Regions from separate parts of the Homo sapiens genome. Here region 2 is linked to region 1. A link is a contact called in ENCODE Hi-C or POLR2A ChIA-PET data. All regions are on one chromosome and are shown on one strand. The core of a region is the stretch at or near the end of the contact, and the rest is flanking DNA. Distances in the headings are between cores, read along the strand shown. Region 1 has its middle 15 kb from the start of SPAAR. Region 2 holds the start of RECK (reversion inducing cysteine rich protein with kazal motifs).

What was found. A loop is a pair of places that touch in the nucleus more often than their neighbours do. ChIA-PET counts read pairs that join two places held with the same protein, here RNA polymerase II (POLR2A). Pooled maps may share reads with other maps.
Region 2: POLR2A ChIA-PET joins it to region 1 with 15 read pairs in BJ. The contact joins the promoter of RECK here to the enhancer-like site in region 1. A Hi-C loop is called at or near these places in 1 of 168 maps with a recorded cell type or tissue (Panc1) and 6 of 50 pooled maps. POLR2A ChIA-PET finds 5 or more read pairs at or near these places in 3 of 52 experiments (AG04449, BJ and WTC11).

The regions. Positions count from the first base shown.
Region 1 is chr9:35,920,497-35,928,180 of GRCh38, forward strand. No RefSeq gene overlaps it. Among named protein-coding and RNA genes, the nearest start is that of SPAAR, 15 kb to the left of the region's middle. RefSeq lists an enhancer at 2,775-3,974. Within about 2 kb of position 3,500, at least 14 of the 41 ENCODE cell types and tissues checked have a DNase peak (open chromatin) inside an H3K27ac peak, as active enhancers do.
Region 2 is chr9:36,035,659-36,042,802 of GRCh38, forward strand. RECK (reversion inducing cysteine rich protein with kazal motifs) reads left to right here and starts at 1,255. Exons shown (of 21, transcript NM_021111.3): 1 at 1,255-1,440. The coding sequence starts at 1,341. RefSeq lists silencers at 1,175-1,374, 1,385-1,534.

The DNA.
Region 1 (7,684 bases), core at 2,250-4,749:
CCCAGGAGAGCAGCCGGGAGGAGGCACTGGAGTTCAGGGCTCCAGTCCCAGCTCTGCTCATCTGGCTCCTATGACGAGGGTTGTATCCAGTGTGTGGACGTCCCCTCTCCTCAGGCTGGAAACCCTCTGAGGTCAGTGCAGAGCCTCGGAATAGCGACATTGACATCTGTCTGGCACATAATGGCCTTCAAGGTGTCCTAAGTTTACAAAGCTCTTTCCCAGGCATCTCTCAGTTGTCTCCCATAACAAGCCTTGGGGCCCAGTAAAGCAGGCTGTATTAACCGCAGTTTACGGATGAGGGAACCAAGACTTAGAGACACAAAAGTGACAGGCCCCACTCCAAGTCACTCAACAAATTGGTCACAAAGTTCAGCACAGGACCATATTATCCCCTCTCCTTCAGCCAGAGCCTCATTTTTGCCTCTTTTATATCTTCTGTTTCCCAGGTAGATTTTGCTTGATAAAAAGGGGTCTGCTGCTTTAAAAGGTTTGAAAGCTCCAGAATAATGTTTCCAAATTCCCCGCGAATACTTCTGTTCAGTATTCAGGAATGAGAAATTGAAATTTCTGGGAATTCATGAGCATTCCTGAAATTATACATTAAATTTTTTTTTTTTTGGAGACAGGATCTTACTCTGTCACCCAGGCTGGAGTACAGTGGTACGATCATAGCTCACTGCAGCCTCGAACTCCTGAGCTCAAGTGACCCTCCTTCCTCAGCCTCCCGAGTAGCTGAGACTATAGGTACATGCCTATAGAGTGTGCCCCTAACATCTTCATGTTAGCCATTAGGGTGCTCCTGGCTATTTTGTTTTCTTCTTTTCTAGAGACAGAGTCTTACTATGTGACCAGGCTGGTTTTGAACTCCTGGCCTCAAGCTATCTTCCTGCTTCAGCCTTTCAAAGTGTTGGGATGACAGGTGTGAGTCACTGCGCCTGGCTCATATTTTCTATAACATTATATTCACATACTTTTAAATAATAATGAATGACCAGAATAATAAACAGTTAATAATTGTCAGTGACAAATTGATGCTAAAAGTTCCAGACTTTTTCCTTAAGGTTTATTATTATTATGAACCAATATGTTGTGACAAGATTATTTCAATAACATAAAAATTATCTCCACCTGATATAGGCACTGGATATAGAAAACATTAAAAAGGAGGGAACATTATTGCAAAATAAATGCCAGATAAAAATCACTTAAAAATGGAAAAATAATAGCACAAACATTTAATTTTAAAAGTTATTTTTAAAATGAACTTTTAAAACACAAAGCTTTAATTGCTCTATCTGATAGTTTTGATCTTTGTTTTGTGACAAATATTCTAGATGTAGGAAACTTTTTTGTTTTTTCATTTTTCATTGATGTTGGTTGAGTGTGCCCCTAACATCTTCAGGTTAGCCATTAGGGTACATGTTGTTTTATAGAAGCTCATTTCCTTTTTAAATGATGCTTTATTTTTATTTTTACTTTTTGGTCTGCTTACTCTGGTCTTGATTTTGCCATTGAGATCAATATTGCTCTTGCTAATTCAGATTTTAGAGCAATTTCTGATTTCCTTCTGGAGTGTTCTATAACAGCAATCACGTCTTCTTTTTGCATCTCTTCTGTTAAAGTATTTACAAAGAACTGTAGCCTATAATGAATATTCAACACGTGGAAATGCCAGCAATCATTACTGGGAAGTGTTCAAATAACTAACATTCAGACTCACTAACAAGGTTCATAGAATCACTTGTTGGAATTGCCAGTTTCAAGACTTATTTTGCTTTCAAAATTTGTTATTTTTTTCCGACACTGCTCATAGGACTTGTATAAGTATCCTATGTGTACAAACTTACCAATATTTGTTTTATTTGCAAAAATGACTTACCATTAGAAGCAGACCAGGTCACAAACACACACTTATAACCAGTGTGTGCTGGTAAACTGACTCTCCTGGAGAAAAAAAAAAAAACCCTTATATGTAGGGTTTGCCAAATTCTGAGGGGAGGCATAAATGTTCCCACAATGGTCAATGCCCAGCTACCGAGGGGATGTCACTGAGAGCTGGGAAGAGCAGCATACAACTGGCTCTTCTTGAGCCAGCGCTAGCCCACCACCACCTCTACCCTGGCAACAGCAGTCGGAAGACTGATTAGATGATGGCCTTTTCTCTCCTCTACTCCCCAGTTCCATTCAGAACTTAACTTTCCTATGGGTGCCTCAGTATTTTCTACTCTCGCTTTTGATTTGGTGTCAGTGGATTCCTTTGAACTAGTCACATCTAGTTCAACATGTTGATTGCTAAGCTTTAATTCTCACACAAAAACACTCTTACCAGGTTCCTAGATGTCTTAACTTCTTTTTCTCAGGAATTGGCATTTGGAAAAACAGTATTTCCGAGAAATGCTGGGAAGGAATTCCTGCATAAAAACACAAATCTGGCCGGGCACGGTGGCTCGTGCCTGTATTCCCAGCACTTTGGGAGGCTGAGGCAGGTGGATCATGAGGTCAAGAGATCAAGACCATCCTGGCCAGCATGGTGAAACCCCATCTGTACTAAAAATATAAAAATTAGCTGGGCGTGGTGGTGCGCGCCTGTAGTCCCAGCTACTCGGGAGGCTGAGGCAGGAGAATCACTTGAACCCGGGAGATGGAGGTTGCAGTGAGCCGAGATTGTGCCACTGCACTCCAGCCTGGGCAACAGAGGGAGACTCCATCTCAAACAAAGCAAAACAAAACACAACACAAATCCAGGAAACCCAAGTAAAACCTATTTGCTTGACTGATCGTGATCCTACTGGATACATTCTCCTGGGTCCCAATTTTGGCCACCGCTCATTTTCATTGATCTCATTTTAAGGGGTTTGAGGTATGGAGTCCTTAGGATTTGGTGTTAAGTTTGGTGATTTTTCAGAGAGGCCGCACCAGAGCTGCATCGGTGATCATTTGACTTTATGTCTGACCCTGTGCACAGGGGTCTACTTGTCTCCTAACCTCAGTTTTCCTCTTTTTCCTTATTAGAAAAACAACAATAACATCAACACAGTCCCTCTTGGAACTAGGAATGGCCAGTAGAAGTGGTGTGTGACTTCTGGGAAATGTCCTTAAATAGAGGCGGAATACTCTTCTTTGTTTTTTCTCCTTTATCTGGCCAGAATGTAGATATAATGGCTGGAGCTACAGAAGTCAGATTGGACCAGAGTGGCCTTGGGAGTAGAAGCCCCATTTGGGGGAACAATAAGATAAAAGGGGCCTGGGTTCCTGATACTGTGGGAGCCCATATCAGTCCTATACTGCCTTCTTCCAGGCTTTTATACCAAAGCAAAACAGTCTTATTTAAACCACTATTGATATGTGGTTTTCTATCACTCATAACTGAAACAAATTAAACAGCACACCAGTGCATTGTATTCTGTTACATAGTTTATGGGAGGCCATTGTTTTGGACTAGCCTCCTACACTGGCCCTAGCAGAGCAGATCAAACCAGAGCAGAGTCACCTGTGCTAACTGCCAAGTCATCAAACCGGACTTTGAAATGAGGCAGTTTTCCAAAAACGCAGGAGCTTCCAGTCACCCTGAATCAGCACAATAAAAAGTGCCCTCTGCTTTAACCCTATAAGGAAAGCAACTTTGAAATGACCAATCTGCTTTTTGTTCCCTGTTTCTGCTTTCTTCAGCCCTCTTTTATCCATAAAGCCAAACTTCTCTGCCCACTTCACTGGAATACTCATTCTATTTCGTAGAATGAGGTGTTGCCTGATTCTAGAATCACAAATAAAAGCCAATTTGATCATTACAAATAATTTGTTGTAATTTTGCCTTTGGGAAGTTCCTAGTGAAAGCAAAAGCTACTAGCAAGAATCCTTGAAAGGTTTGTAATGGAGGTGAAAATGAAAGACTGTAGCATTACCCAGTGACTCAGAGAGTGTGGGGGAGGCAGCTGCATCTAGTGATAATGGATGATACATTTGGAATAGAAGAGGCTGTGGTTTCATGCATGCCTGTCTTCCCATCTGCCAAGAAGGCTGATGAATAAGCTTTTATACTCCTCTAAGTTGGTAAAAGAAGTTTTCAGATTTTTAATACTCAAAGGTCTTTTCACAAATGACTATGACCTTTTCTTTTCTTTTCGAGACAGGGTTTCACTCCCGTCGCCCAGGCTGGAATGCAGTGGTGAAATCTCGGCTCACTGCAACCTCTGCCTCCTGGGCTCAAATGATCCTCTCGCCTCAGCCTCCTGAGTAGCTGGGACTACAGGCATGCAGCACTGCGCCCAGCTAAGTTTTGTATTTTTTCTAGAGACGGAATTTTGCCGTGTTGCCTAGGCTGCTCTGGAACTCCTGAGCTCAAGTGATCCACCTGCCTTGGCCTCCTGAAGTGCTGGGATTACAGGTCGGAGCCACTGCGCCTGGCCTCTATGCCTGTGGTCTTTAGTTTGTAGGAACCAGACCACTCAAAGGCTGGAACGTACCTTATTGCTCTGCCAGTGAATGGTTTAGGAACTGGCTGAAGGAGCTGGGGATTCAGTCTAGGAAGAACTTACAGGAGTTGGGATTGGGTTTGAGAGCTGCTTTCACACATCTAAGTAAAAAAGATTTAGCCTTCCTCACAGAGGGCTCTAGGCCAAAACCAGAACCCAAAGGTGGAGGCTGCCAACTTTACCCTAAATTAAAGAGAAACCTCCTACCCATCAGAACTGGATGGAGGTAGCTTTTTGATAGCAACTCTCCACTGCTGGGAATATTTAATCAAAGGATGCAGAAGGAGTCATTAACTGAGCAGCAGTTCCCATATACCAGCCTATGTATTGGTACCTACCTGTCTATAACATTTTCCAGGTCTCAGCCAGGCACGGTGGCTCATGCTTGTAATCCCAGCACTTTGGGAGGCTGAGGTGGAAGGATCTCTTGAGCCCGGGAGTTACCAGCCCGGGCGACACAGGGAGACCCTGTCTCTACAAATAATTTAAAAATTAGCCAGGCATGATGGTGCACACGTGTGTGGTCCCAGCTACTTGGAAGGCTGAGGAGGAGAATCAATTGAGCCCAGGAGGTCGAGGCTGCAGTGAGCTGTGATTGTGCTACTGCACTCCAGCCTGGGTAACAAAGCAAGACCCTGTCTCAAAAAAAAAAAAAAAAAAAAAAAGAGAGAGAGAGAGAAAAAAAGGCAATGTAGTACATTTTAAAAATAAAACTAAATATTTGCAATTTGAAGTACATTCTCTTTATTCCAAGATTATGTTCTTTCTATTTCAGGAGGTGTTATAATGTCTTTTTTTAGTAGTAGGTGGTATTAGCTATTGTTGTTTAACACCCTAATTAGACAACATAAAATCTTGGCAATCCTATATAATTCCATTAAAATTTACACTGGCTATAAGATCTAGAAGTCTGGTAATATGGATGAGATGACACCTGGTTGTCTGAATTGACCTTCCAAGGATTAGTAGTTCATTCGAGTGTCTACTAGATGCCATTTTTGTGTATTTACAGCAACTAGATAATTTCATGGTTCAAATCAGAGAAACCAGTAATGTGATCCACGTGCTTATGGTAACTTAAACTTTATTGACTATTCATTTTTGACACATATAGCTACTTTTTGATAGACATGAATTTTCTATTTGCATTTAAAAACAAAACTAATTTTCAAAGTTCTATTCTCAAAATGGCAATGATGACCTTTCTAAATGCTCTCTTTAAATAATCCTCCAATATTCTCAGAAATTTAGTGTACCTACAGCAAACTATTTCTCTTAGTAAAAGCCTTCTGTGAGCAACTTAACTGTCTGATGTCTTTATCCGTGTGAGCAGGGACTGGGTCCTGTCCTTTTTCTTTTTTTTTTTTGTTTGAGATGGAGTCTCCCTCTGTTGCCAAGCTGGAGTGCAGTGGCATGATTTTGGCTCACTGCAACCTCCACCTCCAGGGTTCAAGTGATTCTCCTGCCTCAGCCTCCCAAAGTAGCTGGGACTACAAGTATGCGCCACCACGCCTGGCTAATTTTTGTATTTTTAGTAGAGACAGGGTTTCACCATGTTGGCCAGGATGGTCTCGATCTCTTGACCTCATGATCCTCCTGCCTCGGCCTCCCAAAGTGCTGAATTACAGGTGTGAGCCACCACGCCTGGCCTGGTCCTGTCCATTTTTACAGAGCAGAGAGCATCTAGCATGCCACCACATTAATGTAATGATAATAATTTCCATTTGTCTAGAGACTTATGCTTTACAAGGCCCTTATAGTTTACTTCCCCTTAATGGTAGTTCAAGTAGCAGAGAATGACCTTTTCATTGTCCTTCTCTGTGATAAGCCAAAGTGAATGTAATGTACATTCTTCATAGTGAAGGCTTTCTACCTCATTCATTTATTCACAAAATATTTATTGAGCATGATTATGTGTTAAGCACTGAACTGTGCTCTGTGCTGCTGGGCACTGTGTGTTAGGTACAAACACGGCAGATGGAGCCCCTTCCCCCATGAAATGAACATTCTAATGGGGCGTTAGTCAATAAACAAATAAATAAATAGATTGTCAGGGGGTAATGAGTGTTATGGGGAAGAATAAAGCAGTGGGAGCTGGGAAGCAATGGGAGGATGTCAATCTTAGGGACATGAGAAGGCACCCTCATGCAGAGACTTGGGCAACGTGAAGGATCGCCACTGTGTGACCAACTGGAGGAAGCACGTTCCAAGTCTTGTGGCAGAAAGGAGCTTGGCTGTTTGAGAATCAGCAGTGATATCAGTGTGGCTGGAGGGAAGGGAAGGTGGGACGAGTGGGTGGGAGATAATTTCCAGAGGTGGACAGGATGCAGATTATATGGGAGTTTGGATTTGATTCTCAAGTGTGATGGGACACTATTGGAGGGTTTTGAGCTGGGGAGAGACATGCCATGAAATGTGAAGTCTGGCCTGCAGGGAAGCAGGTACACCAACTGAATGAGTTCAATTTGGAGATATATATATTTGAGATGGAGTTTTGCTCTTGTTGCCCAGGCTGGAGTGCAATGGCACGATCTCAGCTCACCGCAACCTCCGCCTCCTGGATTCAAGCAATTCTCCTGCCTCAGCCTCCCGAGTAGCTGGGATTACAGGTGTGTGCCACTACGCTCGGCTAATTTTGTATTTTTTTAGTAGAGATGGGGTTTCTTCATGTTGGTCAGGCTGGTCTCGAACTCCCAACCTCAGGTGATCCGCCCACCTCGGCCTCCCAAAGCGCTGGGATTACAGGTGTGAGCCACCGTGCCCGGCCCAATTTGGATATATTTTAAAGGACTACCTGATGCGTTAAATGTAGAAGATGGGGGAATGTAGAATGCTCCACAGAGTTTTGTCCTGAGCAGCCAGGTGAGTGGCGATGCTTTTATTTACTTACATGAGAAGAATTGGGAAGGAATACGTTAGAAGAGGAGACTTGAGAAACCAAGAGTAAATGTTTTGGATTAGTATTAATTAAATTGGAAAAGTCTATGACACATCGAAGTTCAGATGTCAGATAGGCAGGTGGTTATTCAAGTCTGAACTTAAGAAGGATGGGTTAGGGCTGGCAAAGTTGCTATGAGATCCATCCTTGTGGATCTCTGCTGCCTGGTCAGCTTAGATACAGTAGAAGCCATTTAACTTATTCTAATGGCACCTAGAAATTTAGCATGATCTCCTAATATCTTCACTACATTTCATCTGGAATATTTACTACA
Region 2 (7,144 bases), core at 5-2,504, 110 kb after region 1:
TTTTGTTTAGAACTTGAAAAATTGTAAAAAGAAATCATGAGACAATAAGAAAAATGTAAATAATGACTGGATATTTAATAATATTAAGGAATTTTAAAAATGTTTTAAGTAATTTAGCCCCAGGTGTCTTCATGAGAATTTAAAACGGTGGTCATGCTTTTTCAAAAAAGGAGGAAAAAGGGTTTAATTCAGGAACACACAGAGAAAAAAAGAGACAATGAATTAGCTTTGCTAGCCAGTGGCTTAAACATTCTCCACGTAGCTGCTGGGCTGATGGGTGGGGTGGGACCCACTTCCAACTTGTCTCTTGGACAAAGTCTATACTTCTCAGCCGGATATTCAAGGCTTTCCACATCTAGGTATACAAGCGTTCTCCTATCCTCTTTTCCTATCAGGAATAGGTGCTTAATAGTAACATCAAGGCCAGGCACAGTGGCTCACGCCTGCAATCCCCGTACTTTGGGAGGAGGAGGCTGGGGGATTGCTTGAGGCGAGGAGTTCGAGACCAGCTTGAGAAATATGGTGAAACCCCTTCTCTGCAAAAAAAATATAAAAATTAGCCAGGCGTGGTCACCTGCGCCCGTGGTCCCAGCTATTCAGGAGGCTGAGGTGGGAGGATCGCTTGAGCCCGGGAGGCGGAGGTTGCAGTGAGCCGAGATCGCGCCACTGCACCCCAGCTTGGGCGACAGAGCGACTCTTGCCTAAATAAATAAATAAATAATTTTTAAAGTACAACAAAGACACATTGAGGCTATAGTGCCAAAGAGCTCTAGTGATGAACCCTTGTCAGGGGGCCGTGTCTGCGGGAGGCCGAAGGATCCCGGGTGACATGCTTTCTTTGGGTGCGAGGCAGCGTCTCGGCAGAAAGAATATTGCGAGTATTACTGAGGGTACATGAAGGAGAGAAGCCCCTTTGGTTCGGCCTTGGACTAAGCCCTTGTTCTCAGGTGAACTTGCAGTGTGATCTTGAGTAAGGTCAGTCTCCTCTCTCACCTCAGTGGCCCGAAACCTCAGGAGGTGGCAGAGGTTTTCTAATGACTCTCCCAGCTCTGACATCCTCTGACTTCACTCTGGGAGAACGTGGGCTGGTGGACTCCTGGCAGAAGCCGACACACAGTTGGGCCATAACAAAGAGCCCTGGTACGGGGCACGTTCCCGCCCCCGGGAGGTTTTGGAAACACTGTGAGGCAGGGGGCGGGGCTTGAGCGGGCCGCAGCCAGTCACCAAAGGGCCGGGCGCTGGGGGCGGGGCCTCGCGCGAGCGGCGGCGGTAGCGGCGGCAGCGGCTGCGGCCAAGCTGGGTCCGAGCATCCCGCGGCTCTGGAGCCGCCCGGCCCGGACATGGCGACCGTCCGGGCCTCTCTGCGAGGTGCGCTGCTCCTTCTGCTGGCCGTGGCGGGGGTCGCGGAGGTGGCAGGGGGCCTGGCTCCGGGCAGTGCGGGTGAGTAACCTCCAGAGCAACGGTTCGAAGCTGTCGGGAGCGGCCGCCACAGCGCTCCAAGATGGCGCGGGGCAGGGGGCGGGGGTGCGCGCGACCCCCAGACCCTGCCCACGTCCGGCGACCCCGGGACCCCAGGTCTCAGCGCTCCAGAGGCTGGTGCCGAGGCGGGGCGAGTGAGGAACTCTCTCCGCCCCAAGATCTTCTGGGCGGTGACTCGGGTTTGAGGCCTTGGTCTGTCACCCACCGACACGGGCCCCCTCTTCGGCACTGACCCCTTCGCTTGCCTCTGCTGCTTGTCAGAAAAGGGTGCGATGCCCCCGCCCAGGATCGTCGCGAGGTTTAGATGGGATTTCGGATACGCAGCCGCCCTACCGCGGCCCTAGTTAGTTATTGTTACTTGTTACTTGACCCGCACTTGGTTCATAACGACCTTGGTGGCGGTGAGCACTGACGGTCCCCACAGCCCGCGTGGTGGGTCCTGGACTCGGGCAGGAGACATTAAAAATCAGTAAACCCTGTCCCCCGGGGGCTGGCAGGCTTGAGGAGAGAAATTCTTGCTCTACAAGAACTAAACCAAGGATGGATAGGAAACTGTTAAGTGCTTATTGATTGCTTCCCGCTTGCTGGCCTTTTGAGTGCACGCCGACTCCTTCCGTCCAAAAGCTCTCTCGGTAGGAGATGGGGTACAGCAGGAGATTGAAGTAACTCGAATTCAAGGCAGAAATGTCCAGAGGAAATGAAGGGCCATGTATGAGTGCACAGAGGGAGAGAGGACATCGACCTAGGATGAGTGGAAAGTGGAGTGATTCCCCCTAGCTGTACTAGACATTGAAAGATGGCTAGGACGTGTGCATGCAAAAGTGGTGAAGTGCATTGCTTACAGGGAGACAGGCAGAGACACCTTAAAAAAAAAAAAAAAAAAAGCAAAGTCAGCCGGGTGCGGTAGGCTCTCCCCTGTAATCCCAGCACTTTGGGAGGTGGAGGCGGGCGGATCCCTTGAGCCCAGGAGTTCGAGGCCATCCTGCTTAACATAGTGAAACCCCGTTTCTACTAAAAATACAAAAATTAGCCGGGCATGGTGGTGTATGCCTGTTGTTCCAGCTACCCGCGAGGCTGAGATACGAGGATTGCTCGAGCCCCGGGAAGTTGAGGCTGCAGTGATATGCCACTGCCCTCGGAAGTGAGACCCTGTCTCAAAAAAAAATCAAAGTCAGTTCCAACAGGGGTATTAACTATAGCTAGGTTTCAAATTTAGCTGTAAACTATCCCAAAGAATAAAAGAGAAAATGCTGTGTATTCTTGGCTAAATCAGATTACTTTCCTGGGCCCCATTTTTCTCCCTGTTAAATTAAAAGAGATTGAACTGAAACACTTACAAAATTATGAAATACTAGTTGTCCATTCTCCTCCCACAACCAGTCAGTTCTGCAGGAGGTAGTACAGTGGAGTGGTTAAGAACATTGAGCAAATTACTTAGCTTTAATCTTTTTGTGCTCAAATAGCCACATTTATTATAAATGGTACCTCACAGATTTTATTATGAGAATCGAGGTAATACATGTCCAGCATTTAGCGTAGTAAGCAGTGAAATATTAGCTATTAAGTATGTTCGGGAAATACTGCAGATGGTACCCTGTCTTATAAATTCACAAAACACATTAGATTCACAATAAAGGGTCCAAGGATTCCTGTGGTAAAACAAACAAACAAACAACAAAAAAAAAAACAAGAAACTTTTTTGCTGGGGGAATGGCAGTGATTGCTAATGAGTATGAAGTTTCTTTTGGGAGTAATGAAAATGTTCTAAAATTAGATAGTGGTGATGGCTACACAACTCTGTGAATATACTAAAAACAACTGAATTGTACATATTAAAAGGGTTAATTTCATGGTATACAAATTGTAGCTCAATAAAGTTGTTAAAGAAAGAAACTTGTTTGCTCATAAAATTCTTTTTTTCTTCATAACACCTAAAGCGCACTTCAGAAAATGCTGGGTTAGTTGATTTCTAAAGGCCCTTCTAAGCTCTAAAAGTTCATGACAACATATAGTTTGCATTGTTTGATAAAAAAAAAAAATTCCAAGTTTGATCTAAAAGTGAGACATGTTCCTTATACTAAATTCTAGGAAGCATGTATTGCCTGGTTCCTTACTAAAGGACATTGAGTAATATAATGGACAAAGGCTTCCACTGTGAATTGTAGAAAGTATAGAAAATGCTTTTCAATCCTAAACAGAATTAAGAACACAATATAAAATTGTATTTCAGTGAAGGCTTTGCTTGTATTCCTGCTCAGTCTTCCTTCCCTTCTTAACCGCATCCAAGATTGGGTACTTCTGTCTGCTCTGGTATAAGGCTTTGCAGGTTATTGACCCCCTCTATTATACAACTTTGCAAATCTTATTACCTTGATTATTCCTATTCCTGGGGGATGGAGGTGTGAAAGTGAAATGACTTGCTCAATGGTTTTCTCTTTGGAGGATGAGAAGGGACCCTATCCTGCAGTATCAGCATCGTGTGTCATGGCACCTGATAATGGCTCCGTTTTTATTTAAGTTGCTTTGTAATAGTACAAAAGAGGGAAGGATATAACCTTAAGGGCCAGGTTTCAGTAAGTTGACATTTAAGGAATTAGGTAATAGTAAACCTAGAATCCAGAAGAAGAAAGTAATGAATTTTAAGTTAGAAAAAGCAAACGCCTATCTGGAGCAAAGTAATAAGAAGCAGATTCTCTTACCAAAGAAGTATCTTGGCCCACACTGTAGAAAGAGCTAGGATTGGTGATAGACCAGATATGACAGTTTATTCTGGTATGCAGCTGAAAGTTTCTGTCTGGCATCCATAAATTTAAGCAATCTTTCATTAATAATACTTTTCACTGTGTGCCACTTGTAGAAGAAAATGGGAAGAGGTCAAGGAGGTTATTTTTATATATTATAAATGTGGTTTTTAAAAGAACAAAAGAGATATTATGAGGTTTGTTTATCCAAAAAATACTATATGAGTACTTATTATACGTCAGGCACTGTTCTAGGTGCAGAGCTGCTGCTCCAAGGAGCTTACATTCTGAGAGGTGATAGACAATAAATAGATAAATATGTAACAAAATGATTTCTAGGTATGATAAGGATGCCATGAAGGAACTAAACCAAATGGCTAACACAGAGAATTGTGTGAGTAGTTCTTTGTGTAAAAGAACTTCAAAAGAGTTTATAAGAGCTGCCTCTTTGAGAAGGTAAAGTTTAGAACTGAGATCCGAAGGCTGAGAAGGTGGTGGGTAGTCTTATGAAAGACAGGGGTGAGGTCCAGGAAGTGCAGAAGCCTTAAGGCATAAGGAACAAAAGGTTATATGGTTGGAATGTAGTGACCAACAGAGTATGCTAGGGCTAGATGGTGCAGAGCATTGCAAAAAACCACATAAGGATTATGGATTTTATTCTGTGCACAGATAGAAACCAATAGAGTTTTAAGTAAGAGTGGTATGATTTTATTTCTATTTTAGATCAGTATTGCTGCTGAATGAAAAAAATTATTGTAGTGGGGTAAGAGTATAAGCAGGATGACTAGAAGGCCATTGCAGTAGTTCAAGCAGGAGATAAGGGTTGACTCAAGAGTAGAGTGGTGTGGAGATAGGAGAGGGGATATTTAAAATATGTTGCTGATGGATTAGATGTGGGAAGTGAGGGAAGAAGGAATTAAGGATTACTCATAGGTTTTTTTTTTAATCATGAGCAATTTAATAAAAGTTGATGCCATTTACTGAAGTAGGGAAGATGGAGGAAGAGCATTTTGGAGGAGGGTTGTAAGGTAAGGAAAGGAGAGAATAAAAAGTTCTATTTTTGTACATGTTTAGGATGAATATTAGTAATAATTGCACTAGGGCCATTGCTTATTAAGCCAAATTCCATACTTGTGAGTAATCCATTTAGCAAATATTTATTAAACTATTAATACTGACAGACACTGTGATAGGCAGAGGTATAAAGTGGTAAGCAAAAATAGGGGCTTAAGTTTAGTGGGAAATTCAGACAGGAAATTCACCCCAAAATGTATAATACCTACATGGCTAATATTATGTGGTTATATTAGTACATACCTATTTATATCCTAAATCTGAAGAATATATTTGAGGAAAAAGCATATGGTTTCATCAGGTATATAGCACATAGTATGATGGATGCTGTAAAGCACATAGGTAACTTGAACAAGACTATAAGTGGAGTATTAAGAGATGTGTTCTGACCATGAGATAATTGGGAGCTATACTTTTAGATCCTTTGTTTAGAGATGGGAGCCCTGCTGCAGTGGGGAAGGGAATTATCTAAAAATACTGACTGTTGAAGAGGACTTCAGAAGAGTCATTTGCTTTAGTTGTTTCATAATGATCAATGTCTAGGTTACAGCTCTTTTGACTCTAAGGAACAAAACCCAAAATAAGTCAGGATTAGGGGGCTGGTTATATAGCATTTAACAGGAAATCACATGGAAAGCCAAGGGTAGGAAATTCAGCACATCTCTACCTCAGGGACTGCTACAGGAACTAGAAAGTTGACAGGAACCAAGACTGACAGGAAATTAGACTTCCCGTGTGTTCTTTTAGAGACAGTCTTTATCTCACATGGCTTCTCTCTGTGCATCTCTTCCAGTTTCCTCTCTCCCTCAATCAGCTTCCTTTTTTTTTTTTTTTTTGCACATAGTTTCCACACCCTCATAAAATGTCAGCTTCCCAGCCTCAGCTCTTCTTGACCTTATAGCTGCAGAGCCCACCACCAACTGGCTGCCTGCCTCTTACCTGAGTATGATTTAGTCCAATTTATCTTTTGATTTAAAAATCATATGATGTTTTCTAAATTATAGGTGAGTTACCATATGAAATATGGTACTGAAATAGTATTAATATAGTGAGAGAAATTTTTTTGTACTTTTTTCCTGTTAAAAAGACATTGTATAACTATAGGATATTACTACTTTTTTTTTTAGTAGGTTTTAGGGGAACAGGTGGTATTTGGTTACATGAATAAGTTCTTTAGTGGTGATTTCTGAGATTTTGGTGCACCCATCACTACAGTGTACCCAATGTGCAGTCTTTTATCCCTCATCCCCCGCTCACTCTTCCCCTGCTGCCACCGAGTCCCCAAAGTCCGTTGTATTGTTCTTATGCCTTTGTGTCCTCATAGCTTAGCTGCCACTTGATAAATGAGAACATACAATGTTTGGTTTTTCATTCCTGGGTTACTTCACTTAGAATAATGGTCTCCAACTTCATACAGGTTGCTGCAAATGCCATTATTTCATTCCTTTTTATGGCTGAGTAGTATTCCATAGTGTGTGTGTGTGTGTGTGTGTGTGTGTGTGTGTGTGTGTGTACACATATACCACATTTTCTTTATCCAATGGGCATTTGGGCTGATTCCATATTTTTGCAATTGCTAATTGTGCTGCTACACACATCTACCACATTTTCTTTATCCACTTGTTGATTGATGGGCATTTGGGCTGCTTCCATATTTTTGCAGTTGCTAATTGTGCTGCTATAAGCATGCGTGTGCAAGTGTCTTTTTCATATGACTTCTTTTCCTCTGGATAAATATCTAGTAGTGGGATTACTGGATCAAATGGTAGATCTACTTTTAGTTCTTTAAGGAATCTCCCTACTGTTTTCCATGGTGGTTATACTCATTTACATTCCTACCAGCAATGTAA